4 separate regions of the Homo sapiens genome follow, and all the other regions are linked to region 2. The links are chromatin loops, found by intact Hi-C in ENCODE. Cell type or tissue: PC-9. All regions are shown on one strand. Links, peaks and the distances in the headings refer to the core of each region. The heading gives the core; the rest is flanking DNA. Region 1 overlaps LIMA1 (LIM domain and actin binding 1). Region 2 has its middle 32 kb from the start of LIMA1. Region 3 overlaps LIMA1 (LIM domain and actin binding 1). Region 4 overlaps LIMA1 (LIM domain and actin binding 1).

Region 1 (7,433 bases), core at 1,129-6,128, 110 kb after region 2:
TGGGCTGTGTCCCCTATCAGGTTTGGTTACCCTGTATTACCAGTGATAACATAACACTTTGAGAGTGGAATTATGTTTTAAAGGGGACATATACAGGCACTTCACAAAAGAAAAAATTAGTAAAAACAGGAAAACATCAGCTACCTAGTCATCAAAGAAATGTAAATTAAAAAGCATTGAGATCTCTTCTTTTTCATGTTAAATTAGCCAGAATTTTAAAATACGAGCCCAGGCATGGTGGCTCAGACCTATAATCTCAGCACTTAGGGAGGCTGAGACAGGAGGACCACTTAAATCCAGGAGTTTGAGACCAGCCTGGGCAACATAGACCTATCTCTACAGAAAAAAAAAAAAAAAGCCCAGCGTGGTGGTGCATCCTTGAAGTCACTGCTACTTGGGAAACTGAGGTGGTTGGATCATTTGAGCCCAAGACTTCAAAGCTGCAGTGAGCTATGATTGTACCACTGCCCCATACTCTAGCCTGGGTGACAGAGTGAGACCCTGTCTCAAAAAATAAAATATGCAATCCTCAATTATGGTAAGGTTCTTTTAATGCTAAGAAAGTGAGTGAATATTACTTTATAAATGACAATTATATTCCTGATTTTCTTCTTCGTGCTTTTAACAGAAGATATTGGCCATTAGATAAAAATAACCCAAAATTTAGAATTTTGAAATTATTTGAATCACTTTTATCTTCTAATAAAACATGTTGGCCAGTCACGGTGGTTTACACCTATAATTCCAGCGCTTTGGGAGGCTGAGGCGGGAGGATATCTTGAGCTCAGGAGTTCGAGGCTGTAGTGAGCTATGATCGTGCCACTGCACTTCAGCCTGGGTGATAGAGTGAGACCCCATCTCAGAAATAAAATAAAACATGTTATTTGGATGCTTCCAGGTCAGTTGTCATCTTCTACATTTGACTCGGAGAAAAATGAGAGTAGACGAAATCTGGAACTTCCACGCCTCTCAGAAACCTCTATAAAGGATCGAATGGCCAAGTACCAGGCAGCTGTGTCCAAACAAAGCAGCTCAACCAACTATACAGTATGTGTTCTGCATCATTCATTCATTCATTCATTCCATCATCCAGCAGATGGTCACTGAGTACTGGAATTAGGAAATGTCACCAGACCCTTGTATCTGAGCCCTGGTCCCCTAGCTGTTCTCTTTTCACATGAACCCTACCCTCGCTGGATTTGCAGTTCTTACCATGGTCTAATCCTGACTTTGCTTTCTTAGTCCTGGTTCCCACCCCACTCACTTTTTTTGTGATGTTACCAGTGAGTATCATTGAGAGTTTCCCTGGCTCTTCTACTTAATCTTTGTGTTGTTAAAGAAGTAGTATTTTATTAGTTTTAATATAACTCTTATTTTATCTTGGTTGTTGAGGGAAGAAGGAAGAAGACTGAAGAGCTTATTTTGGCTTTTGAGGGAAGAAAGAAGAAGACTGGAGAGAAATATCAGCTGTGTTCATTAACGAGGGTTTTTTTTGTGATTTTTTACTGAGATATAACTCACATAATATAAAATCACCATTTTAAAGTATACAATCTTGTGATACTTAGCATATTCACAAGGTTGTACAACCATTACCACTGTTTAATTCCAGAACCTTTCCATCACCCTGAAAAGAAACTTCATACCTGTGTAGTCACTCCCAACTTCCCCTGCTCTCATCCCCTGGCAACCACTTAGCTACTTCCTGTCTTTATGTATCTGCCTATTTTGGAAATTTCATATGAAGGAGTCATACAGTAGATCTTCTACTTAATCTTTAATCCTTACGATGTACTGTTTTCCTAAAGAAGTAGAATAGTAGATAAGGAAAAGGGAGAGATCACAAGAAGGTGACGTGCTCAGTAAGCATGAAAATTTTGATATTCAGCTGGGTGTGATGGCTCACACCTGTAATCCCAGCACTTTGGGAGGCCGAGGTGGGCAGATTGCCTGAGGTCAGGAGTTCAAGACCAGCTTGGCTAACGTGGTGAAACCCCATCTCTACTAAAAATACAAAAATTAGCCAGCATGGTGGCAGGCACCTGTAATCCCAGCTACTTGGGAGGCTGAGGCAGGAGAATCGCTGGAACCCAGGAGGCAGAGGTTGCAGTGAGGCAAGATTGCGCCACTACACTCCAGCCTGGGCGACACAGCAAGACTCCGTCTCCAGGAAAAAAAAAAAAGATTGGTATTCAAAATACAATGGAGGGTCCTTCCCCTTTACGTTGTCCTGTGCTTAACGGGTAAGCTGATGCTACAGAACTGCTAAATTGAAGTTACCTTATAGCCAGGCGCAGGAGCTCACACCGTAATCCCAACACTTTGGGAGCCTGAGGTGGGTGGGTCATTTGAAGTCAGGAGTTCAGAACCAGCCTGGCCAACATGGTGAAATCCCGTCTCTACTAAAAATACAAAAAAAAAATTAGCCAGGTGTAGTGGCACACACCTGTAATCCCAGCTACTAGGGAGGCTGAGGCAGGAGAATCACTTGAACCTAGGAGATGGAGGTTACAGTGAGCTGAGATCACACCACTGTACTCCAGCCTGGGTGACAGGGTGAGACTCCATCTCAAAAAAAAAAAAAAAAAAAGGAAGTTACCTTTCAAATGCCATTTATTCACATATATATGTATACACACACATAGATACAAATGTACACACACATATTTTTGTATCCTTCAAGCATTTGTTCTAAGATTTCAAATTACAAACCATTAATCTCTTGATGTCCTAATTGTCTAACAAAATCAAAAAGAACAATATTGAATTTTATTTGTTCTTAGGCAGATCGAAATTGGTGCATATTGGAAACCATAATGAGTATTCTGGGAGTTAAGCCTTCTCTTCCCCACATTATTAAGTATACATTCTCTAATAATATTTGGTGGACTAATTCTCTGGGCAATGAATAATTTCATCTTGGTTTTTTAACTGTAATTTTAACAACTTTATGTTTTAAGAAGAGATGATGTGTGTAAATCAATTAGCAAAGTGGAGTATCACAGGCTGATTATGCACCGTGAATGTGAAAAGCGAGCAAATTTAGACTTCCCTTAGAAGGCAGGTCAGGAGATACAGCAAATTGGGATCTGCGAAGCTGAACTTCCTCTTGTTACCAGATTTTACTGCTTCTCAGTGCCCTCCTGCTGTAAACATTCCCACCAGGTGACTCCCTATGTGGGGAAACCTGTTGAGTAACTTTTTTTTTTTAACTCCTAACCATTTCTGCATTACAGTTCTCCTGCTCTGGAGATTTTAAGAGTTGAAAACTCTTTGGGAATTCTTGTAAAAAGTACATTTTGTCTCATCCCCAAAGAATTTCCCAGGCCCCTTACAGAATATGGTTGTAACAAGGCACATACATACTCTCTGGCAGCAGTTCTGGAGGTGGGGCTTTGAGATGGGGTCAGGAATGAGTTGTTGGGCTATATAATGTTCTGCAGTGCTAGCTGCCAGCTCCTCCTCACAGATGCACCTCCGGTGCTGTGGGTCGTAATCTAGAATACCATCACTAGGTGACTAAGTCATACTCACATTCCTTTCATTGACCTGGTGGCCATAAATTGTTTCCTCCCATGCCTAAAGATTCACAGAGAACAGAAAAGTACTAGATTACTACATTATTAGCAGACTAATGGTGGGAAATGTCTATAGTCATCGACCTCTATGTTTATTTTATTTTATTTTATTTTTTTATTTTGAGATGGAGTTTCACTCTTGTTCCCCAGGCTGGAGTGCAGTGGCGTGATCTCGGCTCACTGCAACCTCTGCCTCCCTGATTCAAGCGATTCTCCTGCCTCAGCCTCCCAAGTAACTGGGATTACAAGTGTGCACCACCACACGTGGCTAATTTTTTGTATTTTTAGTAGAGACAGGATTTCACCATGTTCGCCAGGCTGGTCTTGAACTCCTGACCTCAGGCGATCCACCCGCCTCAGCTTCCCAAAGTGCTGGGATTACAGGCGTGAGCCACTGCACCCAGGTTCTATGTTGATTTTAGATGTAATAGATGAGTTAATTGTAATATTCACCCCAGTGTCCTTTGCAAGGAAAAAAATGCAATTATCCTTATTCCTTATGACAATAAAATGCATGTTCTTTTATGTTGAGGCTCTGTTTTGAGAAGTAAAATAAATTATGTCTTTAGTACAATATATGAATTGTATATGGAAAAACATGCTTTTTGAAAGTCCCACCAAAAAGGTTTCTTTATGGTATCATTAAATATAATTTCAGTTTTTATATGTATACATCATCCCTGTCTCTCTTTCCAGGCCGGGCATTTATATATGTATGGTCAGTATATTTTCTATTATTGGCACTTGGCATCTCCTTTCCCCTGCTCCAGAATGGTCTTTTCTGATAAAACTCACAAGCTTTGCATTACCACAAGCTCTGCTGCTAGAAGAGTGAATCACAAGAATGTTGTATGCTTGGGGTGTTCTGTGTGCCTGTGTTGATGTGTCTGTATTCTAATGAGCAATCCAGTTTTACACTAGCATACAGATATTTAACTCTGAGGTATGTGTCCACAAAGCTGCTTTTGTCATTTCACTAGTCAGTGGGTTTTGCTTGTGAGAGTTAGGGGGTTGATTTGACCCGAGGCTTCTTAGAAGAATTTTTTAACATTCCAAGTTTATCTAATAGATGTGCTATGAAGAGAACAGAATGATGGGACTTTAAAAAAATTTTTACAGTTATTTTTATTTTGTAGAATGAGCTGAAAGCCAGTGGTGGCGAAATCAAAATTCATAAAATGGAGCAAAAGGAGAATGTGCCCCCAGGTCCTGAGGTCTGCATCACCCATCAGGAAGGGGAAAAGGTAGGTTGAAAAGTCTGATGTCCAGTTGCCAAGGAAGCATGTGTTCTAAATTAGATGCTTGAAATTAGAAACAACTCTAACTCTAGGCTGTAGAGTGTCTGGGAATTTGGTAACAGCTGCCAGGACAGATTGCCATTTTTGCAGGTCACATAATTTCAGTTGAGTAGCTCTGCAACTTATAGCTGACCAAATAATGAGCCTTCATTGGAAAATTATTTTGCTCAGCAGATGCTCAGAAGGCAAAGAGCTGAAGTGATTTTTTAAAATCTATTTGGAGGCTGGGCACAGTGGCTCACGCCTGTAATCCCAGCACTTTGGGAGGGTGAGGCAGGTGGATCACCTGAGGTCAGGAGTTCGAGACCAGCCTAGCCCACAGGGTGAAACCCCATCTCTACTAAAAATATAAAAAGCCGGGTGTGGGGGTGCATGCCTGTAATCCCAGCTGCTCGGGAGGCTGTGGCAGGAGAATCGCTTGATCCCAGGAGGTGGAGGTTGCAGTGAGCTGAGTGCACTGCACTCCAGCCTGGGCGACAGAGCAAGACTCTGTCTCAAAAATAAATAAATAAAATAAAAATCTATTCGGGCCGAGTGTGGTGGCTCACGCCTGTAATCCCAGCACTTTGGGAGGCCAAGGCAGGCAGATCATCTGAGGTCGAGAGTTCGAGACAAGCCTGACCAACATGGAGAAACCCCGTCTCTAATAAAAATACAAAAAATTAGCCGGGCATGGTGGTGCATGCCTGTAATCCCAGATACTCAGGAGGCTGAGACAGTTGAATCGCTTGAACCCAGGAGGCGGATGTTGCAGTGGGCTGAGGTCACACCACTGCACTCCAGCCTAAGCAACAAGAGCGAAACTCCATCTCAAAAAAAAAAAATCTATTTGGGAGAGCATAGATTCAGGGCAACTTGATTCCATGCTCCTGGGAAGAATAATTTACAAAAATAAAATAAAAATATATTTGATTAGAGATTATCTTCAGATACTCATATATTCTTAATTTAAGTATACATTTAACACATTTTGTGCAAGAAAATCTTACTCTTCCACTCATATTATTTTGAAAGGCAGTCACTATGCTAAGTAAGCATAGGAAATAATAAGCTTAAAAACTTATTGACAAACCATTCCATGTGGTCTTTATGTGCAAGAAAACAGAGTAGAGGAGAGATTAATAAGAGGTCAGCTATCATAAAAATGTATGATAGGTGCTGTGAGGCTGTGAGAGGGGTATACAGGACCACAGAAGCCCAGAGCAAAGATATTTAACCTGACTTCCTCAAGAAGGTGATGTCTGAGCTGAGTCTTGAAGAACGTGTGGAAGTAGGCCAAGTGAATGAGGGGAAGGTTGAGTTAGAAATAGAAGGCTATTCCAGGCAGATACAACAGAGATTTGGAAACCAGAGATGATGGCTGAGGAATTACAGGGATTGTTTGTTTGTTTGGAGATGGAGTCTCGCTCTGTCACCCAGGCTGGAGTGCAGTGGCGTGATCTCAGCTCACTACAACCTCCATCTCCCAGGTTCAAGCAATTCTCCTGCCGCAGCCTCCCAAGTAACTGTGATTCCGGGTACGTGCCACCATGCCTGGCTAATTGTTTGTATTTTTAGTAGAGATGGGGTTTCACCATGTTGGCCAGGCTGGTCTTGAACTCCTGACCTCACGTGATCCACCCGCCTTGGCCTCCCAAAGTGAGGGATTACAGCTGTAAGCCACCGTGCTTGGCCAGAATTACAGGTTTGCTGACTTGGCTGGAGCATGAGGTACACATAGGCAGCAGTGAGAGACAGGTGGAAGGAGAGGGCTAGGGTAAATCTTTATGTCACCCTTAAGGGTTTGGATGTAGTGGTGCAGCAGGAGAAAGCCACTGAAAGATTTTAAGCAAATCATATTTGTGTGTTATGTATTAATCATTAGATGAATGGCTTAATTGAAATAAGTAACATTATTTATGTCAGGGGAATTATCATGTTCTCTACCATTGCCCATTGTCCAATTCTTTTAGTCTTTCAGTCAATATGATAATCGAATGTTAAATGAGATGAGGAGAAAGGGTTTTCAAATCTATTACAGTGATTTAATCTTAGGAGAAAAGCCATTGCTTCTGTTACACTTATTGACACCCTTGACGCCATTCTTCCAAAAGACATGGAGATCATTAAATGGATTAAGAGCAACAGTTCTCAAGCTTAGTTGGAATTTGTATTTTTTAAATTTTTTTAGAGATGAGGTCTTGCTCTGTCACCCAGGCTGGAGTGTAGTAGTGTGATCATAGCTCACTGTAGCCTCCAACTCTTGGGCTCAAGTGATCTTCCTGCCTCAGCCTCCCAAGTGGCTGGGACTACAGGTGTGCACCACCACATCTGGCTAATTTATTTTTATCTTTATTTTTTGTATAGACAGGGTCTCGCTATAATTCTCAGAATGGTCTCAAACTTCTGGCTTCAAGCAATCCCCTCAGCCTCAGCCTCCCAAAGTACTGGAAGTACAGGTGTGAACCACTGCACCCTGTCTCAAACTTATTTGACTACAACAGACTTTACAAAGTAGGATGGTATATTGTCAGAATACTAACAGGAACTCATGAGATATACTACTCTTGGATCAAAG
Region 2 (7,433 bases), core at 1,249-6,248:
TTTCTAAAGTGATTACGGAAAAGTAGTCAATGAAAAGATAAGTCAATTTCAAAAAAGGAGGTTAAAAGGGGAATAATAGGCCAGGTGTGGTGGCTCACACCTGTAATCCCAGCACTTTGGGAGGCTGAGACAGGCGGATCATGAGGTCAGGAGTTCGAGACCAGCCTGGCCAACATGGTGACTCTACTAAAAATACAAAAATTAGCCGGGCATGGTGGTATGTGCCTGGAATCCCAGCTACTCAGGAGGCTGAGGTTGCAGTGAACTGAGATCGTGCCATTACATTCCAGCCTGGGCAATAGAGTGAGACTCTGTCTCAAAAACAACAACAACAACAAAAAACAGGGGGGTGATAATAACAACTATTAAGACCTAACACACTATAGAAATTTTTTAAAACCCAGTGAGATAGACACAAGGACAAATAAACCAATGGAACAGATAGAAAATTCAGGATAGATCCATGATACATAGAACTTCACATGAAAAAGGTGGCATCATAAAGGTGGCAAAGGCGTCTTTATGACAAAAAGCCAGATTGTTTAGAAATTATGTGGATAGGCCGGGTGCAGTGGCTCATGCCTGTAATCCCAGAACTTTGGGAGGCCAAGGCAGGTGGATCGCCTGAGGTCAGGAGTTCAAGACCAGCCTGGCCAACATGGTGAAACCCCATCTCCACTAAAAACACAAAAATTAGCTGGGTGTGGTGGCTCATGCCTGTAATCTCAGCTACTTGAGAGGCTGAGGCTTGAGGATCCGGGAGGCAGAGGTTGCAGTGAGCCAAGATCGTGCCACTGCACTCTAGCCTGGGTGATAGAGCATGACTCTGTTGCAAAAAAAAGAAAAAAGAAAAGAAATTATGTTGATAAAACTGGTTTGTAATATGAAGAAAATTAAGTTAGAGCCTTACCTCACACTAAAGGTGAATTTCAGATGGATTAAAGCTATAAAGAACCAGGCCAGGCACGGTGGCTCACACCTGTAATCCCAGCAATTTTGGAGGCCGAGGCAGACAAATCACCTGAGGTCCGGAGTTGGAGACCAGCCTGGCCAACATGATGAAACCCCGTCTCTACTAAAAATACAAAAAATTAGCTGGGTGTGGTGGCAGGTGCCTGTAATCCCAGCTACTCTGGAGGCTGAGGCAGGAGAATCGCTTGAACCCAGGAGGCAGAGGTTGCAGTGAGCCGACATCATGCCATTGAACTCCAGCCTGGGCAACATGAGTGAAACTCCATCTCAAAAAAAAAAAAAAAGAAAAAAGATATAAAGAAACAGAGGGGCACAGTGGCGTGAGCCTGTAATCCCAACACTTTGGGAGGCTGAAAGGGAAGGATCACTTGAACCCAGGAGTTTGAGACCAGCCTGGTAAACATGGTGAGACCCCATCTCTCTTAAAAAGAAAAAAATTAAATTTAAAAATATATATAAAGGAAAAAGTAAACCACAAAGCTAATGGAAGATAATGAATTCTTATCCATGGGTAAAAAAAGTATAATATGTTTGTGACTTAGCATGAGAGCATGAGGAAAGGTTTCTTAAACAAGATACCAAAATACAAAATTTAAGGCTGAAAGTTAATGAATTATTTACTAGCATGGCAAATTTAAGAGGTGGTTAATACCAAATCTTAGCATGAATTTGGGAGGAGACTGACCTCTTGTGCACTGCAAAAGGAACTGTAAACTATCTTAATTGTTCTGGAAATACTCTGGATGTGCTTGGTAAAGTTAAGTGTGTGTGTGTGTGTGTGTGCTCTGTCACCCCAAGATCCCATCTCCTGGGTATATGTCCTAGAAAAATTGTCATGTGGCTTACCACAGTAACACATACAAGCGTTTATCCAGCTCTCCCAATGATAGCAGGGAAGTGGAAGCAACCCAGGTGTTTTTTGTTTGTTTGTTTGTTTGTTTGTTTGTTTGTTTTTTGAAAGAGGGTCTCGCTCTGTCTCCCAGGCTGGAGTGCAATGGCACAGTTTCGGCTCACTGCAGCCTTGACCTCCTGGCGATCCTCCCACCTCAGCCTCTTGAATAGCTGGGACTACAGGCATGCACAAGCACACTGGGCTAATTTTTTTATTTTTTTGTGGAGACAGTATTTCACCATGTTGCCCAGGCTGGTCTCAAAGTCCTGGGCTCAAGTGATCCACCCACCTCAGCCTCCCAAAGTGCTGGGATTACAGGTGTGAGCCACCGTGCCTGGCCCAGCCCAAGTGTTTTTTGTTTTGTTTTTGTTTTTTGGTTTTTTTTTTTTTGAGACGAAGTCTCACTCTGTTGCCCAGGCTGGAGTGCAGTGGTGTGATCTCTGCTCACTGCAACCTCCACCTCCCAGGTTCAAGTGATTCTCCTGTCTCAGCCTCCCAAACAGCTGGGACTACAGGCACGTGCCACCATGCCTGGCTAATTTTTTGTATTTTTAGAGAGACGGGGTTTCACCACATTAGTCAGGATGGTCTCCATCTCCTGACCTCATGATCCGCCCACCTCGGCCTCCCAAAGTGCTGGGATTACAGGCATAAGCCACTGTGCCCGGTTGTCTTTTTTTTTTTTTTTTGAGACAGAGTGTCACTCTGTCGCTCAGGCTGGAGTGCAGTGGCGTGATCTTGGCTCACTGCAACCTCCGCCTCCTGGGTTCAAGTGATTCTCCTGCCTCAGCCTCCTGAGTAGCTGGGTTTACAGGCGTGCACCAACTCCTGGCCTCAAGTGAGGAGGATTTTTGTATTTTTGTATTTTTAGTAGAGACAGGGTTTCGCCATGTTGGTCAGGCTGGTCTCGAACTCCTGACATTGTAATCTGCCCACTTCAGCCTCCCAAAGTGCTGGCATTACAGGTGTGAGCCACCGCATCCGGCCAGCCCAAGTGTTTTAACCAACCAAGAATGGGTACCTAAAATAGGTGGATGCAAACTGTGAGAGAAATGTAACAACTAAAAGTAACAAACTAGGTGTACATATGGAGCACAGATGTAAACACAAATGCTAAATGAAAACAGGCTGGGCGCGGTGGTTCACGCCTATAATCCCAGCACTTTGGGAGGCCGTTTGAGTCCAGGAGTTCGAGACCAGCCTGGATAACGTGGCGAGATCCTGTCTTTACAAAAAATAAAAAAACTAAGCCGGACTTGGTGGCGCTTGCCTGAAATCCCAGCTATTTGGCAGGCTGAGGTGAAAGGATCACTTGAGCCTGTGAAGAGGGGATTGCAGTCAGCCATGATTGTACCAATGCACTCCAGCCTGGGTGATAGAGCAAGGCCCTGTCTTAAAAAAAAAAAAAAAAAAAAAAGGAAAAGAAAAAAGGATATTTAAAGCACAATACTATTTATACATATTAAATAGAAAGGCCAAGTGTGGTGACTCACGCCTGTAATCCCACCACTTTGGGAAGCCAAGGCAGGCAGATCACCTGAGATCAGGAGTTCCAGACCAGCCTGGCCAACATGATGAAAACCCGTCTCTACTAAAAACACAAAATTAGCCGGGTGTGGTGTCACACGCCTATAATCCCAGCTACTTGGGAGGCTGAGCCAGGAGAATGGCTTGAATCTGGGAGGGAGAGGTGGCAGTGAGCCGAGATTGTGCCACTGCACTCCAGCCTGGGTGACAGAGTGAGACTCAGTTTCAAAAAAAAAAAAAAAAGAAAGAAAGAAATACACCTTCTGGGTTCCGGTGACTCGTCCCAATCTCTTCCTAAAAACTATACAGAGCAAAAAGGACAGCAAATAAAAATTCCTACAACATATATTGACCAGCAAAAAAGATTGCTACAATCCGCAATATACATACAAGTTGGAAAAAATACCCTGGAAACCAGCCAGAACCCCCACAAGTGTGTAGACATCACTGGAGCTGCTTGAAAGAGTAGGGAATATGGAGGGTCTTAAACATTAATGGAACCTGATAACATCAACAAGTTTCACTCCCAGAAAAAGGTGCCCGACCCTTAGTGGGAACAGCCAAGAACTGGTCTGAAACCTGGCGTATCAGCACTGGCAACAGGAGTCATAAGGCTTGGAGAATTCATAGGAACAACAGTGGCAGTCTTGCGAAAGTGTGTCATTCGGGATAAAGAGGCACTTTGGAAAATAAAATAAATATTCCTGGTAATAAGTATCCCACTGAAAAAAACACTAGGAAAATCAGAGAGTTTGACTACAAGAAAGGCACACTATGACAACAGGAGAGGGAGCTCTTGAGCTAAAAAACCAAACCAGGAAAGACCCTCAAAACACATTCTCTTCTAAAGATCCATCTATTAAAAGCTGGTCCAGGCTGGGTGCAGTGGCTCAAGCTTGTAATCCCAGCACTTTGGGAGGCAGAGGTTGGGGGGGATCACCTGAGGATGGGAGTTCGAGACCAGCCTGACCAACATGGAGAAACCCCATCTCCACTAAAAATACAAAATTAGCTGGGCGTGGTGGTGCATGCCTGTAATCCCAGCTACTGGGGAGGCTGAGGCAGGAGAATCCCTTGAACCCGGGAGGCGGAGGTTGCAGTGAGCCAAGATCACACCATTGCACTCCAGCCTGGGCAACAAGAGTGAAACTCTGTCTCAAAAAAAAAAAAGCTGGTCCAGAAAAATCCAACATATTCAAATACGAGGCCAGGCATGGTGGCGTACACCTGTAATCCTAGCACTTTGGGAGGCCCAGGTGGGAGGATCACTTGAGGCCAGGAGTTTCAGACCAGCCTGGCCAACATGGTGAAACCCTGTCTCTACTAAAAATACAAAATTAGCCAAGTGTGGTAGCGGGTGCCTGTAATCCCAGCTACTTGGGAGGCTGAGGCATGAGAATCGCCTGAACCGAGAGATGGAGGTTGCAGTGAGCCAAGATCGCTGCCACTGCACTCCAGCCTGGGTGACAGAGCAAGACTGTCTCAGAAATAAACAAATAATAAATAAACTCAAATATGAATAATAATCACAACCAAAATTCAGTATCCCGGCCGGGCGTGGTGGCTCACGCCTCTAATCCCAGTGCTTTGGGAGGCTGAGGCCAGTGGATCACCTGAGGTCAGGAGTTTGAGACCAGCCTGGCCAACATGTTGAAACTCCATCTCTACAAAAAAATACAAAAAAATCATCCTGGTGTGGCAACACACACCTGTAATCCCAGCTACTCAGGAGGCTGAGGCAGGAGAATCGCTTGAACCTGGGAGGTGAAGGTTGCAGTGAGCTGAGATTGCACCACTGCACTCCAGCCTGGGTGACAGAGCAAGACTCTGTCTCAAAAAAAAAAAAAAGGAAAACAAACCAACAAAAAAATTCAGTATCCATACAAAGTTACAGTAAGAACAAAACCCCACAGAAACAAGAATCATAAGTTATGACAGGTGAAACTATACCAGAAAAAAATACTATCCCAAAACAGAAACCAAGACAAACTACAGGATACATAAGTGTAGTGGATGCTATGGTATGTTCCCTAAATACCCACTTCGGGACTGGAGCACTCATACTTCAAGTTGCTGGTAATGGTGGCTGAATCCTTCTCTGGGACTCAAAGGGAATCCCTCCACCCAAGGCAACACCCTGTCCCAAAGATCCATCTGCATGTAGTGACAGGTCCATGCCAAGATATAGAAGCCCTTGCCTCAGGGTGAGACAACTCTGACAGGGGATTCTGACTTGAAAGCTCCCCACGGGATTGGCTGAGATCTTTATTGCAACTGCATCATGGTCAGCGGTGTGCTGGAACTGGCTCCTACTGGCTTGTGAGAACCAATTGTTACGGTTTTAGGAATTTTGCAAGCAGGTTGTTAAACACAGCCATTATTAAAACTTAAATTACATATACTTAAAACTAAATAATATTCAAAACCAAGGTAATAAACACTCAATACATATTACTTTCTAATTATTTTACTACATGTACTATTATCTGTTCTTTAGAGATTGTCTATATATACCTGAAGGGGTGCTACTATGCATTTTTATTTTATTTTATTTTATTTTATTTTGAGATGGGTTCTTGCTTTGTTGCCCAGGATAGAGTGCAGTGGCACAATCATGGCTCACGCAATCCCCTCCTCCCAGGCTCAAGCAATCCTCCCATCTCAGGCTCCCAAGTAGCTGGGACTATAGGCAGGCACTACCATGCCCGGCTAATTATTTTATTTTATTTTTTAAATTTTATTTATTTATTTTTTGAGATGGAGTCTCACTCTGATGCCCAGGCTGGAGTGCAGTGGCGCAATCTCAGCTCACTGCAACCTCTGCCTCCCAGGTTCAAGCGATTCTCCTGCCTCAGCCTCCCAAGTAGCTGGGATTACAGACGGGCACCATCACGCCCAGCTAATGTTTGTATTTTTAATGGAGATGGGGTTTCACCGTGTTGGCCAGGCTGGTCTCAAACTCCTGACCTCAAGTGATCTGCCTGCCTCGGCCTCCCAAAGTGCTGGGATTACAGGCATGAGCCACCGCGCCAGGCCAAATTTTTTTATTTTTTTTGTAGAGAGAGGGTCTCGCCATGTTGTTCAGGCTGGTCTGAAACTCCTGAGCTCAGGTGATCCACCTGCCTTGGCCTCCCAAAGTGCTGGGATTAGCTACTATGCATTTCTTTCCAGCTCCATGTTCAGTAACATCATGTTGCCAATTTTCAGTTAGCCATGATATAAATATTTACACACTGATTGGGCGCGGTGACTCACGCCTGTAATCCCAGCCCTTTGGGAGGCCGAGGCGGGTGGATCACTTGAGGTCAGGAGTTTGAGATCAGCCTGGCCAACATGGTGAAACCCTGTCTCTACTAAAAATACAAAAAAAATTAGCTGGGCCTGGTGGCGGGTGCCTGTATGGAGGCAGAGGCCAGAGAATCTCTTGAACGTGGGGGGCAGAGGTTGCAGTGAGCCAAGATCACGCCACTTCACTCTAGCCTGGGCAAAAGAGTGAAACTCCATCTCAAAAAAAAGAAAGACATATTTATACACTGGAAATTGTCAAATGTTACAAATCAAAGCTTTCCTCCCCCAAGAGCCAGTTGTTAACTATTTACTAGCACATCACTGATTACAGTTCAGCTGTTACTCTTGTCCAATCCTCCTCCTTTCACTTTGTCACAACTGTCGATTCCAAATGTGTACATGTCTCTGTCTTAGAATCTGCGTCCCAGAGAATGTGACCTCAATCAACAAAAAGAATAGTAAGGACCAAATATATAATGTGAGATATAGAGTGTGGAAATAAGAAAGGCCAAGAAAAATTAAAAAGATTAAAAAGATTGAAAACAAAGTGATAAAATAATCAAACCAGATCCAACATATGTATTTCTGGATGCCATGAAGAAGAAAACAAAAGTAATGGAATAGAATTAATATTTACAACTATAATTCAATTAACACTTTGGGTGGAGGTGGGAGAAGACATGACTCTACATACTGGAAGAGCAAACCATGCATCAAATAAAATAAACCCAAATTGGTTAACTCTAAGATATAT
Region 3 (7,433 bases), core at 1,369-6,368, 140 kb after region 2:
GCGAGTGCCTGTAGTCCCAGCTACTCGGGAGGCTGAGGCAGGAGAATGGCGTGAACCTGGGAGGCGGAGCTTGCAGTGAGCTGAGATCGTGTCACTGCACTCCAGCCTGGGTGACAGAGCGAGACTCTGTCTCAAAAAAAAACAAAAATGGCTGGGCGTGGTGGCTCACGCCTGTAATCCCAGCCCTTTGGGAGGCCGAGGCGGGCAGATCACGAGGTCAAGAGATCGAGACTATCCTGGCCAACATGGTGAAACCCCGTCTCTACTAAAAATACAAAAATTTGCCGTGCATGGTGGCACACACCTGTAGTCCCAACTACTCAGGAGGCTGAGGTAGGAGAATCGCTTGAACCCAGGAGGCAGAGGTTGCAGTGAGCTGAGATCATGCCACTGCACTCCAGCCTGGCGACAGAGCGAGACTCTAACAAAACAAAACAATACAAAAATTAGCCAGGCGTGGTGGCGCACTCCTGTAATCCCAGCTACTCAGGAGGCTGAGGCAGGAGAATTGCTTAAACTTGGGAGGCGGAGGTTGCAGTGAGCCAAGATTGTGCAACTGCACTCCAGCCTGGGCGACAGAGCGAGATTCTCTCAAAAAAAGAAAAGAAAAAGAAAAAAAAAATATATATATATATATGTATTTATATACCGTTAAGAATAGAGTTAATTCAAGCACAAAAGCTTGATGATGGCTACCCAGAAACACTGACTCCAAATGAATGGGGTCAGCATTCCAAAGTGGAGAAAGTTAGTTTCACTTACACAGAAATTTTAGCAAAGATTATGACATTTTTCATATAAGACCAGTGCATATACCACAGTGATTTGATTGGGTACAGATTGGTACATTCCAAGGAAGATTATCACTCGCAAAGAAGGGATAGTGATCTGAGGGGGTCTTATCTCTGGTGCCCTTTGGTCTTCATAATTTATAGTGAAAAGAAAGAGTTGCAGCTACATGCTGTGTGACCCAGGTTGCATAGCCACATTCCTCTCAAGGCTCAGAATGATTTAAAGTTTCTATTACTGTTGGTTTTTTTTTCTTTTTTTTTTTTTTTAAGACAGTCTCGCTCTATCACAGTGGCACAATCTCAGCTCACTGCAACCTCTGCCTCCCGGGTTCAAGTGATTCTCCCACTTCAGCTTCCCAAGTAGCTGAGACTACAGGCATGTGCCACCACACCCAGCTAATTTTTAAATTTTTTGTAGAGATGAATTCTCACTATGTTGGCCGGGCTGGTCTCAAACTCCTGGGCTCAAGCGATCCTCTCACCCTGGCCTCCCAAAGCGCTGGGATTACAGGCATGAGCCACTGCACCCAACCCGTGCTTTGTGTTATGATAAGAAAACAAATGTGCTAAAATGGGGGTAAGGAATTCCTGGTCACTGAAGGGCTTTTAAAGATCTTTTTCTTACTTGGCATCTTCTGAAAATACTGGAATTGCCAGATTTTAGCCTCCTGGTATAAGTGAGAATGTGAAGATTTGCTAAGTTTATGCTTTTTTTCTTTTAATGACAGTCTAGGAACATATGCATCTTTACATGGAAGAATCTATTGTAAGCCTCACTTCAATCAACTCTTTAAATCTAAGGGCAACTATGATGAAGGCTTTGGGCACAGACCACACAAGGATCTATGGGCAAGCAAAAATGAAAACGAAGAGATTTTGGAGAGACCAGCCCAGCTTGCAAATGCAAGGGAGACCCCTCACAGCCCAGGGGTAGAAGATGCCCCTATTGCTAAGGTGGGTGTCCTGGCTGCAAGTATGGAAGCCAAGGCCTCCTCTCAGCAGGAGAAGGAAGACAAGCCAGCTGAAACCAAGAAGCTGAGGATCGCCTGGCCACCCCCCACTGAACTTGGAAGTTCAGGAAGTGCCTTGGAGGAAGGGATCAAAATGTCAAAGCCCAAATGGCCTCCTGAAGACGAAATCAGCAAGCCCGAAGTTCCTGAGGATGTCGATCTAGATCTGAAGAAGCTAAGACGATCTTCTTCACTGAAGGAAAGAAGCCGCCCATTCACTGTAGCAGCTTCATTTCAAAGCACCTCTGTCAAGAGCCCAAAAACTGTGTCCCCACCTATCAGGAAAGGCTGGAGCATGTCAGAGCAGAGTGAAGAGTCTGTGGGTGGAAGAGTTGCAGAAAGGAAACAAGTGGAAAATGCCAAGGCTTCTAAGAAGAATGGGAATGTGGGAAAAACAACCTGGCAAAACAAAGAATCTAAAGGAGAGACAGGGAAGAGAAGTAAGGAAGGTCATAGTTTGGAGATGGAGAATGAGAATCTTGTAGAAAATGGTGCAGACTCCGATGAAGATGATAACAGCTTCCTCAAACAACAATCTCCACAAGAACCCAAGTCTCTGAATTGGTCGAGTTTTGTAGACAACACCTTTGCTGAAGAATTCACTACTCAGAATCAGAAATCCCAGGATGTGGAACTCTGGGAGGGAGAAGTGGTCAAAGAGCTCTCTGTGGAAGAACAGATAAAGAGAAATCGGTATTATGATGAGGATGAGGATGAAGAGTGACAAATTGCAATGATGCTGGGCCTTAAATTCATGTTAGTGTTAGCGAGCCACTGCCCTTTGTCAAAATGTGATGCACATAAGCAGGTATCCCAGCATGAAATGTAATTTACTTGGAAGTAACTTTGGAAAAGAATTCCTTCTTAAAATCAAAAACAAAACAAAAAAACACAAAAAACACATTCTAAATACTAGAGATAACTTTACTTAAATTCTTCATTTTAGCAGTGATGATATGCATAAGTGCTGTAAGGCTTGTAACTGGGGAAATATTCCACCTGATAATAGCCCAGATTCTACTGTATTCCCAAAAGGCAATATTAAGGTAGACAGATGATTAGTAGTATATTGTTACACACTATTTTGGAATTAGAGAACATACAGAAGGAATTTAGGGGCTTAAACATTACGACTGAATGCACTTTAGTATAAAGGGCACAGTTTGTATATTTTTAAATGAATACCAATTTAATTTTTTAGTATTTACCTGTTAAGAGATTATTTAGTCTTTAAATTTTTTAGGTTAATTTTCTTGCTGTGATATATATGAGGAATTTACTACTTTATGTCCTGCTCTCTAAACTACATCCTGAACTCGACGTCCTGAGGTATAATACAACAGAGCACTTTTTGAGGCAATTGAAAAACCAACCTACACTCTTCGGTGCTTAGAGAGATCTGCTGTCTCCCAAATAAGCTTTTGTATCTGCCAGTGAATTTACTGTACTCCAAATGATTGCTTTCTTTTCTGGTGATATCTGTGCTTCTCATAATTACTGAAAGCTGCAATATTTTAGTAATACCTTCGGGATCACTGTCCCCCATCTTCCGTGTTAGAGCAAAGTGAAGAGTTTAAAGGAGGAAGAAGAAAGAACTGTCTTACACCACTTGAGCTCAGACCTCTAAACCCTGTATTTCCCTTATGATGTCCCCTTTTTGAGACACTAATTTTTAAATACTTACTAGCTCTGAAATATATTGATTTTTATCACAGTATTCTCAGGGTGAAATTAAACCAACTATAGGCCTTTTTCTTGGGATGATTTTCTAGTCTTAAGGTTTGGGGACATTATAAACTTGAGTACATTTGTTGTACACAGTTGATATTCCAAATTGTATGGATGGGAGGGAGAGGTGTCTTAAGCTGTAGGCTTTTCTTTGTACTGCATTTATAGAGATTTAGCTTTAATATTTTTTAGAGATGTAAAACATTCTGCTTTCTTAGTCTTACCTAGTCTGAAACATTTTTATTCAATAAAGATTTTAATTAAAATTTGAACTTTTCAATGTTTCTCTTCCATTATTTTCTTACGTTATTACTGTCTCTCAGGATCTACTTTTGCAGTTTGGGAAGAAAAAAATGGTACCACTTTTTTAAGTTTTAGTTGAATAGAAGCATTATCAATACATCTCACCACTAGATGGTAGTGTTGGGCTGATCTTGGATTTCAATCCTCCCTGAAGGAAGACAAATTTTTCTGGAAAATTGCAGGCAACTTGGCAAGAGAATTAATGTGTGCATTCAAAATGAGGTATTTTACCAATTCGAAATCTAGTGGTGGTTTTTATTGTTTATAACACTCAACATTGAATAATTCACCTTACAATTATGCCTAGCATGCTGAATGGATTTCCAAATGTCTCTGCTGAAAATGGACTTGTTTTTCACTTTAGGCAGATGCTTTTTTTTTTTTTTTTTTTTTGTAGACCGAGTCTTGCTCTGTCGCCCAGGCTACAGTACAGTGGCACCATCTCGGCTCACTTCAACCTCCGCCTCCCCGGTTCAAGTGATTCTCCTGCCTCAGACCTCCTGAGTAGCTGGGATTACAGGCGCCTGACACCACGCCCGGCTAATTTTTGTATTTTCAGTAGACTCAGGGTTTCACCATGTTGGCCAGGCTGGTCTCAAACTCCTGACCTCGTGAACCACCCACCTCGGCTTTCCAAAGTGCTGGGATTACGTAAGGTGTAAGCCACCGTGCCTGGCGCTTTTTTCTTTTTTTTCTTTTCTTTTTTTTTTTTTTTTTTTTTGTTGTTGTTGCTGTTTTAAGATCAATGTTTGGCCGGGTGCAGTGGCTCACGCCTGTAATCCCAGCACTTTGGGAGGCCGAGGCGGGCGGATCACGAGGTCAGGAGATCAAGACCATCCTGGCTTACATGGTGAAACCCCATCTCTACTAAAAATACAAAAAATTAGCCGGGCGTGGTGGCGGGCGCCTGTAATCCCAGCTACCTGGGAGGCTGAGGCAGGAGAATGGCGTGAACCCGGGAGGCGGAGCTTGCAGTGAGACAAGATCGCGCCACCGCACTCCAGCCTGGGCGACAGAGCTAGACTTCGTCTCAAAAAAAAAAATCACTGTTCACACCAAGTGGGCAGATGCATTTTTGATTGATTGATATCCTTGCCTGTAGAGGCAACTGTTCCAATTGTTCAGGCTTTCTTTTTAATTGGTAGGGTTGAAATGTGGATTTCCTTGGAGAGTTAAGGCATGCTTTTTGAGTCATCTGTTACATTTTCCAGGATCCCTGTGTTTTCTAGAGTCTTGCCTGGTTTTCTGAGTGGTTGGTAGGATACTACTTTCTGCTCTTGCCCCCACTGAGTCATTTAAAGATCCATGTTCAGACCGGGCGCAGTGGCTCATGCCTGTAATCCCAGCACTTTGGGAGGCCGAGGCGGGCGGATCACCTGAGGTCAGGAGTTGGAGACCAGCCTGGCCAACATGGAGAAAACCCATCTCTACTAAAAATACAAAATTAGCCGGGCGTGGTGGCACATGCCTGTAATCCAAGCTACTCAGGAGGGTGAGGCAGGAGAATCGCTTGAACCCGGGAGGCAGAGGTTGCAGTGAGCGGACATCACACCATAGCACTCCAGCCTGCGCAACAACGACGAAACTCCGTCTCAAAAAAATAAAAAGCCGGGTGTGGTGGCTCATGCCTGTAATTCCAGCACTTTGGGAGGCAGAGGCGGGAGGATAACCTGAGGTTGGGAGTTCCAGACCAGCGTGACCAACATGGAGAAACCGCGTCTCTACTAAAAATACAAAATTAGCCGGGCATGGTGGCAGGTGCCTGTAATCCCAGGTACTAGAGAGGCTGAGGCAGGAGAATCGCTTGAACCTGGAAGGCAAAGGTTGCGGTGAGCCAAGATCATGCCATTGCACTCCAGCCTGGGCAACAAGAGCAAAACTCCATCTCAAAAAAAAAAAAAAAAAAATCCATATTCACGTTAATCCAAAAGCTCCCACTGATATAAAATATCCAATCCTGGCTTGAACTTCTGTGACTTGCGTTTTACTATAATCCATCCACATGGTACTCACATTATGCACTGACTTTATACAAAAAAGTTTAAGTACCTGTGGATATCAGTTGAGTGGGCCACCCCTTGGGGACTGAGATTACCCTCAGAAGAATTCTTTTTGACTGGGTGCGGTGGCTCACACCTGTAATCCCAGCACTTTGGGAGGCTGAGGTAGGTGGATCACAAGCTCAGGAGTTCAAGGCCAGCCTGGTCAGCATGGTGAAACCCCATCTCTACTAAAAATACAAAAATTAGCTGGGCATGGTGGTACGTGCCTATAGTCCCAGCTACTCAGGAGGCTGAGGCAGGAGAATCACTTGAACCCAGGATGTGGAGGCTGCAGTGAGCCGAGATTGCACCACTGCACTCCAGCCTAGGCAACAGAGTGAGACTCCATCTAAAAAAAAAAACAAAAAAACTCTTTTCTATGCCTTTCAAGGGCTAAGATATAGACGTATCATGGGTACACAGAGTAGGAACAAGGAATAGCTCCAGAGTCAATATAAAGAAAGGATGTCCTAGCCAAAAGAATGACCAGATAACACTGAACATTCTTAGAAAACAAAAGCAGCCAAACAGAAAAAGCATTAATCATTTGTTCTTTTAGCTCTCTAAATGAAGGCTACCTTGTTTGGACCTGGTATATCACTGGTGACTATAGGGTGATGACAGCTTTTCTGTTGGTAAAGCAGAAAAAGGGGCCAGCTTGGGACTTATGATGGTTAAGGAGGCTCTGCTCATGACTGCTACAAGGCCAGCTTGGTTCCAGTGACTTGCTGGATCACTCTTGGGCAAGGTGAAAGTAAATTTGCTTTGCATTACATATTTCATTAGCAATGTTTCCCAACAGCCAAGAGACTGGGAATTGGTACATGCTCATTTTTCTGGGGATAGAATCATGAACAGGGGCCAGGCACAGTAGCTCATGCCTGTAATCCCAGCACTTTGGGAGGCCAAGGTGGGCAGATCACCTGAGGTCAGGAGTTGGAGACCAGCCTGGCCAACACGGCGAAACCCCGTCTCTACTAAAAATACAAAAATTAGCCAGATGTAGTGGCGTGCACCTGTAATCCCAGCTACTTGGGAGGCTGAGGCAGGAGAATTGCTTGAACCCGGGAGGCAGAGGTTGCAGTGAGCTGAGATGGCGCCACTGCACTCCAGCCTGGGTGACAGAGCAAGACTCCATCTCAAAAAAAAAAAAAAAAAAAAATCATGAATAGGGTCTCAGACCAAGATCATTGTGTACTGGTGGTTCCTGTATGCTAAGTTAGTATGTCCTCTGTTCCTTGAGATGCTGATTGAAAATCCCATGGGGCTGGGTTTATTACTTCCTTTTAAAATATATCTTTTCTTTTTTTTTTTTTTTTTTTTTTTGAGATGGAGTCTCCATTTGTTGCCCAGGCTGGAGTGCAGTGGCACAATCGGGTCACTGCAACCTCCGTCTCCCGGGTTCAAGCGATTCTCCTGCCTTAGCCTCCCGAGTAGCTGGAACTACAGGCACCTGCCACCATGCCCAGCTAATTTTTATATTTTTGTACAGGTGGATTTTTGCCATGTTGACCAGGCTGGTCTTGAACTCCTGACCTCAGGTGATCCGCCTGCCTCAG
Region 4 (7,433 bases), core at 854-5,853, 72 kb after region 2:
GAAAGCAAGCAGTCTGCCATGGAAAAATACAGAAGGGAGAAGGAACTGGTGTAATTCATTTAGGGCCAGATGGAAGACCTCGGATGCTCTGCTAAGGTTAGGATTTAGTAAGAAAACCAGGGAACGCAATTGGTTTTCATGTGGGGAGAGTGACATGATCAGACCGGTATTTTAGAAAAAGCCTTCTGGCAACAGTGTAAAGCTATATTAGAAAGGTGAGAGATTGGTAACATGGAGACAATTTATGAGGCTCTCTTGGGAACCCAAGTGAAAGCTGTTGGGGGTCAAGGGGGAACAGGAATAGAGAGAAAGGGAAGGATATCAGACGGTGTTGAGATGTGATTATGGGACTTGGAAACTCCCTGTCCTGCACAGAAACTTCTCCACGTTCTTACCCTTTTCACCCTCCTTAGCCCCACCTGTCTTTAACTAAACTTGGCTTTCCCTTGACATGCATGACATGCATTCTGTGTTTGAGCAGTGGCTGCCTGCTCTTTCTTTTTTTTTTTTTTTTTTTGAGATGGAGTCTCACTCTGTCACCCAGACTGGAGTGCAATAGTGCAATCTCAGCTCACTGCAACCTCCGCCTCCTGGGTTCAAGCGATTCTCCTGCCTCAGCCTCCCGAGTAGCTGGGATTACAGGCACATGTCACCATGCCCGGCTAATTTTTGTATTTTTAGTAGAGATGGGATTTCATCATATTGGTCAGGCTGGTCTTGAACTCCTGACCTCATGATCTGCCCACCTCGACCTCCCAAAGTGCTGGGATTACAGGCGTGAGCCACCACGCCCGGCCTGGCTGCCTGCTCCTTCTGCACATGCTTCCCTGAAATATTTTGGGGGCCAGGGTTGCTACTCTTCTATATCTCCAATAATGTTTCCCATTCATTGTTTCTCATGCCTGCTTCTGAAGTTCTAGACATGTGCTTTCAGGCTCACATCTAACTATAATGCACTGTTATCCTCCCCTTCATTGCAGTGGCGTGCCAGCCTCCAGGGGACGCTGGCTTCTAGCATCATTTTTTTTTTTTAGTGTTTCTCACTGGGGGTGCTGTAGCATTTGGGGTAAGGCAGATCTTCCCCATGCAGGGTATTCATCATCATGCCCTCCTCTAAATGAACCCATGACATTGTGACAACCAAAAAAGAAAAAAAAAAGTGATAGGGGAGAAAACCCAACAAGATTCTAACACATGTGTCTAAATGTCCCCCAGGGCCATTGGCACCAATGGTGTCCTCATTAAAGGATCACTGGGTCCACATCAGTGACCTGTCTGATACTTTGGGCTCATAATTTCTTTTCTTTTTCTCTCTCTCTCTTTTTTTTTTTTTTTTGAGACAGGGTCATACTCTGTCGCCCAGGCTAGAGTGCAGTGGTGCAATTATGGTTCACTGCAGACTCGACCTCCCAGGCTCAAGCAGTCCTCCTGCCTCAGCCTCCCAAGTAGCTGGGACCACAGGCATGCACCACCATGCCCGTCTAATTTTTTATTTTTGTAAAGACAGCGTCTCACTATGTTGCCCAGGCTGGTCTTGAACTCCTGGATTCAAGCGATCCTCCTGCCTCAGCCTCCCAAAGTGCTGGGATTACAGGTGTGAACCACTGTGCCCAACCTGGACTCATAATTTCTTGATCTTCCCTGTTTCTGCAACCTGCATGTTGTCTCCCATGCCTCTGCCTCCCGTCTCAACCTATCACTCAGAATCCTTCTCTGAAATGATGCATTTGGAGAACCTACTGTTTGATTGGAGCCTTCTGTTTTTCCACTTGTTTAACTCTTATTCCCAGTGACCCTGTGTTTTGACCTCACCAGGACACCCAGCCCTGGATGTCAGTCCCCTTCCTGGCCTCACTTTCTTCCTTGCCCAGCTCAGTCACTTCAGTGAGGCTCTCACCTCTTCCCCAGTGCCTTTCTCACCACTCTATTCTGTCATTGTCCAGCCCAGCCAGTTCTCATTAGGATTTGGGTCCTATAGTAGCACTAAGGAGAGTTAAGAGGTTGGAAAAGGCTTCATCTTTAGGGCCTTCTTAATCTTGCAGAGAGAAAGTGCAGAGGGATCTCACAGGTCCTTCTCATGGTATACTGGGTTCACTGTCTTTTCTCCATGAAGGCTGAAAGGATTGCAAAACTGTCAATCCTGAACCCATTAATTACAATCAGTGTGCCAGGCACCATGCTAGACCCTTGATAGAAACACATACTATTTTGGCTGGGCACGCTGGCTCATGCCTGTAATCTCAGCACTTTGGGAGGCCATGGCAGGTGGATCATTTGAGGTCAGGAGTTCAAGACAAGCCTGCCCAACATGGTGAAACCCCATCTCTACTAAAAATACAAAAAAATGGCTGGGCGCAATGGCTCACACCTGTAATCCCAGTACTTTGGGAGGCTGAGGCGGGCAGATCACGAGGTCAGGAGTTCAAGACCAGCCTGGCCAACGTGGTGAAACCCTATCTCTACTAAAAAATACAAAAATTAGCTGGGCATCGTGGCCCATGCCTGTAATCCCAGCTACTCGGGAGGCTGAGGCAGGAGAATTGCTTAACTGGGACCTGGGGGGCGGAGGTTGCAGTGAGCCGAGATCACGCCACTGCACTCCAGCCTGGGCTACAGAGCGAGACTCTGTCTCAAAAAATAATAATAATACAAAAAAATACAAAAATTTAGCTGGGCGGTGGTGGTGCGTGCCTGTAATCCCAGCTACTTGGGAGGCTGAGGTGGAAGAATCACTGGAGCCTGGGAGGCGGAGGTTGTGGTGAGCCAAGATCATGCCACTGCACTCCAGCCTGGGCAACAGAGTGAGACTCCGTCTCAGAAAAAAAAAAAGAAATATATAAAATATATACTATTTTGAATCCTAACAAAAACTATATGAGGAAGGGGCTTTACCCCTCTTTTATAGTTGAGAAAACTGAGGTAAAGGAAGTAACCTGCTGAAGTTAATATTTGAGTTTGTTCCTGTCACATATTTTTCTTCTGATGTGCTTAACACATGGAACTGGTTTGGAAAGATGAATAGAGTTATTTGGTAGGCTTGGAGAATGCTGAAGACATTCCAGAGGAAGGGGAGCAACAGGAGGTAAAGGCATAGAAGTAGGACAGGTGGTGGTATATACTGAAAGGAGTGAAAACCAGGGAATCAGCCTGGATTTCTGTTCTAGGTTTTATACTCAGTGGAAACACGTTGCTAATATTACTTAAGGTTTGTAAGGTTCACTCACTGCAGCTTCCCAAAGAAGACTGCAGGACTATTTTCCGAGATCAGTTGAGATCAGGCGCGTTGAGGGTGGTATGGCTGTAGACTACAGGACTATTTTCCACAAAGCATATACTAATGTCTGTTTCCAACACCTAGTGGCTTTATATTTATGGGGTTTGCAAATAGTGAGTCCTATACAAGCCTAGCTAAAAACAGTAGGAAAACTTAGGAGGTCTCTGATCAGAGATTAATATGAAATTGTTGTTTGGAGGAAGCTTAATCTAGCTGATGTTTGTAGATAAGTCAGCTTTACTTTCTAATTGTTAACAGTGCATTTTGTGTTTATATGTATAGAAGAGTACTTTTTCTAGCATCAGAGCTTGTGTCCCATGGTCCTTTATAGCTGCAGGCTTATTTCTCTGACTAAGCCTCTATAACAGTCGTTAAATTTGAGGTAAGAAGTTCCTATTGATACATCCATTTGAATAGCTAGCTTTGGTTTCACTCACCACTGACTTCAGCATAATATGATCCTTCATTTGATAACAGTTGACTCTTTGGGTGGAATTTGTTTGACTCATACATTTTTGGAATTAAAGAGAATCTAGCCTGGTAGTTTTTAAACTATCTTAATTGAAGTCTTCAGAGGAATCTCAGGGCCAGTTCTCCAACAACTGGAACACCCTAAGGGCTAAACCCAAGCCCAGATCCCAGGCCCAGATCCCAGTCCCAGATCCCAGGCCCAGCTCTTTAGATTTTCCATTCCAGCAATCCTGCTTTGATCCCTTGTAAAGGTTAGGTTCTGCGTAAGACAGCATTTGAAGAGAGGGTTCTGCAGCTAGCAGAGCTTGAAACCACTGGTCTGGCTAGCATTTGCCCTATTCCTTTGACAGATTAGGAGCTTGAGGATTAGCAATTATGACTGAAGGTCATACACCAAGATGGTAGAATTGATGATCACAGCATGAAGATCCCTAACCTAACCCCCTGCCAGCATGCCTCTACCTTATCACAGCTTCTCCTGTTTTTGTTATAACTTTACCCATTCCTAGTTCCAGGAAACAGGAGGAGGCCGGGTAGAGAGGATCACTTGAGTCCAGAAGCTCAAGGCTGCAGTGAACTATGATTGCACCACTGCCTTCCAGCCTGGGTGACAGAGTGAGAACCTATCTTAAAAAAAAAAAACAAAGAGCGTTCATATTTAGTTTTCTGTGACTATTCTTCCTTCAATAAGAAAAAAATTGACCTTCAAGTCAGCCTGGTTAACTTCCTCTTCTTTCGCTTCTCTGTAACATTTTAGTGGTGAAATTTTTCCAGAAGAAAATACATTGCTTAAACCTTGGGAGTTTCTGTTTTCCCTTTTTGGCTCAGCATTCCCTTTGCTCTATTTGAGGGCATACAAGCAAGAGTCATGGCTCAGGAACTCTGTTTTCTGGCCCTAGAAAAATTTGAGACACTGTTATTACTCCCCAGATAATTTTAGCGTCCTCCATCAGCTGCCTGCCCCACAGCTGAGCATTAGTGAGCTGTTGCAAGATTAAATTCCTTATGTAAAGAAAAGGAGGCTGGACCGCAAAAAAAAAAAAAAAAAAAAAAAAAAAAAAAAAAAAAAATCTGGGAAGGAAAGAGGAACAAAATTTTAATTACAGAAATTTTATTGTAAATGTTTTATTTTCTCAAATTTGGATCTTCAAAATGGTGCCCCCATTTTGTGTCCTTCACATTTTGTGTCAGAAGAATGCTAGTTGCTGTAAGGGCCTCTGAGAAAAGTCTGAGGCCTGAACACGGAATTCAGAAGTATTGAGCCTCAGTCTTGTGGCAATCTAAGAGTACAAAATATAAAAGTACCAGGGATCTAACTTGGAAGAAAGAGGTGGTGTAGAGCCTTTCTCCCTGTTATCTACTATTTAGCAGGAACTTCATTACAAATAAAAGGTGGAGATATTTGAGTAGGGGTTTGAGAACAGGATTAAAGACAGCCTTTGGTGTATACACCTGGTCTTACAGATGCCTCCATGCTAAAAGGACAAGGCTAAAGATGGGAACTATTTTGATTTTTTTTTAATCTATGTTTCTATTAGACACTAAAGGGAAGGGAACCTCTGAGCTTATTTACTCAACTAACCACAATGTAAATACCTTGCCTTGGAGAACAGTTGGCTAAATATAAACCTGTCTGCCAATTGGTTCTAGTTTTCATATATTGTATTATTGCTGTAATATACTGTAGATGATTATCCAAGGGGTGTGGAAACGCAAGTTCAAGGCCAGTTCTAAGTTCCTTTTTATAATAGCTACAATCCACTGTATCCCTGAATTCTCACTTTTAGGGAATCTCTTAGACAGATATATTAGTACAAGTGGGAAAAATATACGTAAAAGGACATTCCCCAAAGCGTTATTTGCAATGGTGAAAAACTGGAAACAATCCAAATGCCCATTAAAGGAATATGGGTGAATTAATTATAATGAGAGAGGATTGTCAAGATTACCAAACACTTCCATGTTGCTAAATCAAAGGGATGTTTCTTGGCCTTTATCTTACATGAACTCTCACCACTTTTTCCCTCCCACATTTTTGCTTCTCTTGGCTTCTCTGGCAGTCTCATCATTTTCTTCCTCCCTCTCTCTCTCTTCCTTGTCAGTCTCTCTTATCATTTGTTCTGACTGCTGAAATGTTCGAGTCTCCAGGACTGAGTTCCAGGCATCTTCTCACACTACACACTGCTTGCAGATGTCATCTACTCCTGTGGCTTTAATACCATCCATGGGCACGCAAGTTCTAAATGCATACAACTAGCTCAGAGCTTTCTTCTGAGCTCCGGACACATGCATCTCATCACTGCTACCACCAAATGGATGTTTTAGTTAACATGGCTAGCATTGAACTCTTGATCTTCCCCGTTTCCAAATTTGCTCTTCTTTCACAATTCCTCGTCCCAGGAAGCATTACTTCCATTGACTCAGCTGCCAGAAACCTAGGAATCATTCTCTCTTCCCCATCTGATTACTACCCTACTGATTCTTTCTCGAAATATATCTCAAATCTATTCACTTTTCTTTATCTCTAGTGCCATTATCTCTGCAGCCCAGCCAGCATTATCTCTCATTAATGCCACCTCCATTCTCAGCCCCTCCAGTCCATTCTCCACACTCCAGAGCACTCTTTAAAAACACGAATTGAATCAGTGACCATCCTACCATTAAATTCAAAGTCCTTAGCATTACCTGCATGGCCCATCCCTGCCTCCCGCCTCATTGCCTGCCCTTTCCCCTCTCAGTGAGCTTCTGCAACACTAGAGTTCTTTGTGCACCCTATATACATGAGACACTTTCTTGCCTTGAGGCCTTTATGCATGGTGTTTTTCTGTTCCTGGTATGCTTTCCTCCCTTCCTTTTGTCTGGCTAACTTCATCTGGTCAAACTTCACATCTCAGCCTACAGGTCATTTTCTCAGTGAGGCGCTCCTTTTAAAAATTTTTTATTTTATGTTATGTTATGTTATGTTATGTTATGTTATGTTATGTTATGTTATGTTATGTTATGTTATTTTGAGATAGAGTCTCACTCTGTTGCCCAGGCTGGAGTGCAGTGGCGCCATCACGGCACACTGCATCCTCAAATTCCTGGGCTCAGGTGATCCTCCCACCTCAGCTTCCTGAGTAACTGGGACTACAGGCGCATGCCACCAAGCCCTGCTAGTTATTTTTTTTTTAAGAGATGGGGTCTCGCCATGTTGCCTAGGCTTTTCTCAAACTCCCGGGCTCAAGTGATTGGCCTGCCTTGGCCTCCCAAAGTGCTGGGATCACAGGCTTGAGCCATCGTACTCATCCATTTGTTTTTAGCTGACAAAGAATAATTTTACATATGTATGGGGTCCAATGTGATGGTTTTTTGTTTGTTTTTTGAGACAGAGTCTCGCTTTATCACCCAGGCTGGAGTGTGGTGGTGCTATCTTGGCTCACTGCAACTTCCTCTTCCCAGGTTCAAGCGATCCTCCCACCTCAGTCTCCGAGTAGCTGAAACTACAGGTGTGCACCAACGTGCCTGGTGGCTAATTTTTGTCTTTTTAATAGAGACGAGGTTTCTCCATGTTGCCCAGGCCAGTCTTAACTCCTGGCCTCAAGTGATCTACTCGACTCAGCCTCCCAAAGTGCTGGGATTACAGGCATGAACTACCACATCCAGCCAATGTGATGTTTTAATACATGAATACATTGTAGAATTATCA

The links. Peaks named below come from ENCODE experiments on the same cell type or tissue, not always from the same donor. Only the 100,000 strongest peaks of a DNase experiment are listed, where the experiment ranks them.
Region 1: it touches region 2 in a loop (4-fold over the local background); 22 of 110 quality-filtered maps call a loop at or near these places.
Region 3: a loop joins it to region 2, with 15 times the contacts of the local background. A loop is called at or near these places in 50 of 110 quality-filtered maps.
Region 4: a loop joins it to region 2, with 4 times the contacts of the local background. A loop is called at or near these places in 5 of 110 quality-filtered maps.

What each region holds. Positions count from the first base shown.
Region 1 is chr12:50,198,166-50,205,598 of GRCh38, reverse strand. It overlaps LIMA1 (LIM domain and actin binding 1), which reads left to right. Exons shown (of 11, transcript NM_016357.5): 6 at 899-1,047; 7 at 4,715-4,822. Among named protein-coding and RNA genes, the nearest start is that of MIR1293, 32 kb to the left of the region's middle. In PC-9, for the core only: no CTCF peak of the experiment used is centred there; DNase peaks (open chromatin) are centred at 3,158, 3,348, 4,518, 4,878 and 1 weaker place; H3K4me3 peaks cover 1,526 bases; H3K27ac peaks cover 4,826 bases.
Region 2 is chr12:50,311,630-50,319,062 of GRCh38, reverse strand. No RefSeq gene overlaps it. Among named protein-coding and RNA genes, the nearest start is that of LIMA1, 32 kb to the right of the region's middle. In PC-9, for the core only: CTCF peaks have their summits at 1,634, 3,985 and 4,190; no DNase peak of the experiment used is centred there; H3K27ac peaks cover 610 bases.
Region 3 is chr12:50,172,156-50,179,588 of GRCh38, reverse strand. It overlaps LIMA1 (LIM domain and actin binding 1), which reads left to right. Exons shown (of 11, transcript NM_016357.5): 11 at 1,520-3,801. The coding sequence ends at 2,525. Among named protein-coding and RNA genes, the nearest start is that of CERS5, 8.5 kb to the right of the region's middle. In PC-9, for the core only: CTCF peaks have their summits at 3,739 and 3,943 (motif pointing right); a DNase peak (open chromatin) is centred at 3,938.
Region 4 is chr12:50,239,316-50,246,748 of GRCh38, reverse strand. The region is part of intron 2 of LIMA1 (LIM domain and actin binding 1); the gene reads left to right. Among named protein-coding and RNA genes, the nearest start is that of MIR1293, 8.8 kb to the right of the region's middle. In PC-9, for the core only: no CTCF peak of the experiment used is centred there; DNase peaks (open chromatin) are centred at 3,038, 3,728, 4,588, 5,338 and 1 weaker place; H3K4me3 peaks cover 1,432 bases; H3K27ac peaks cover 4,674 bases.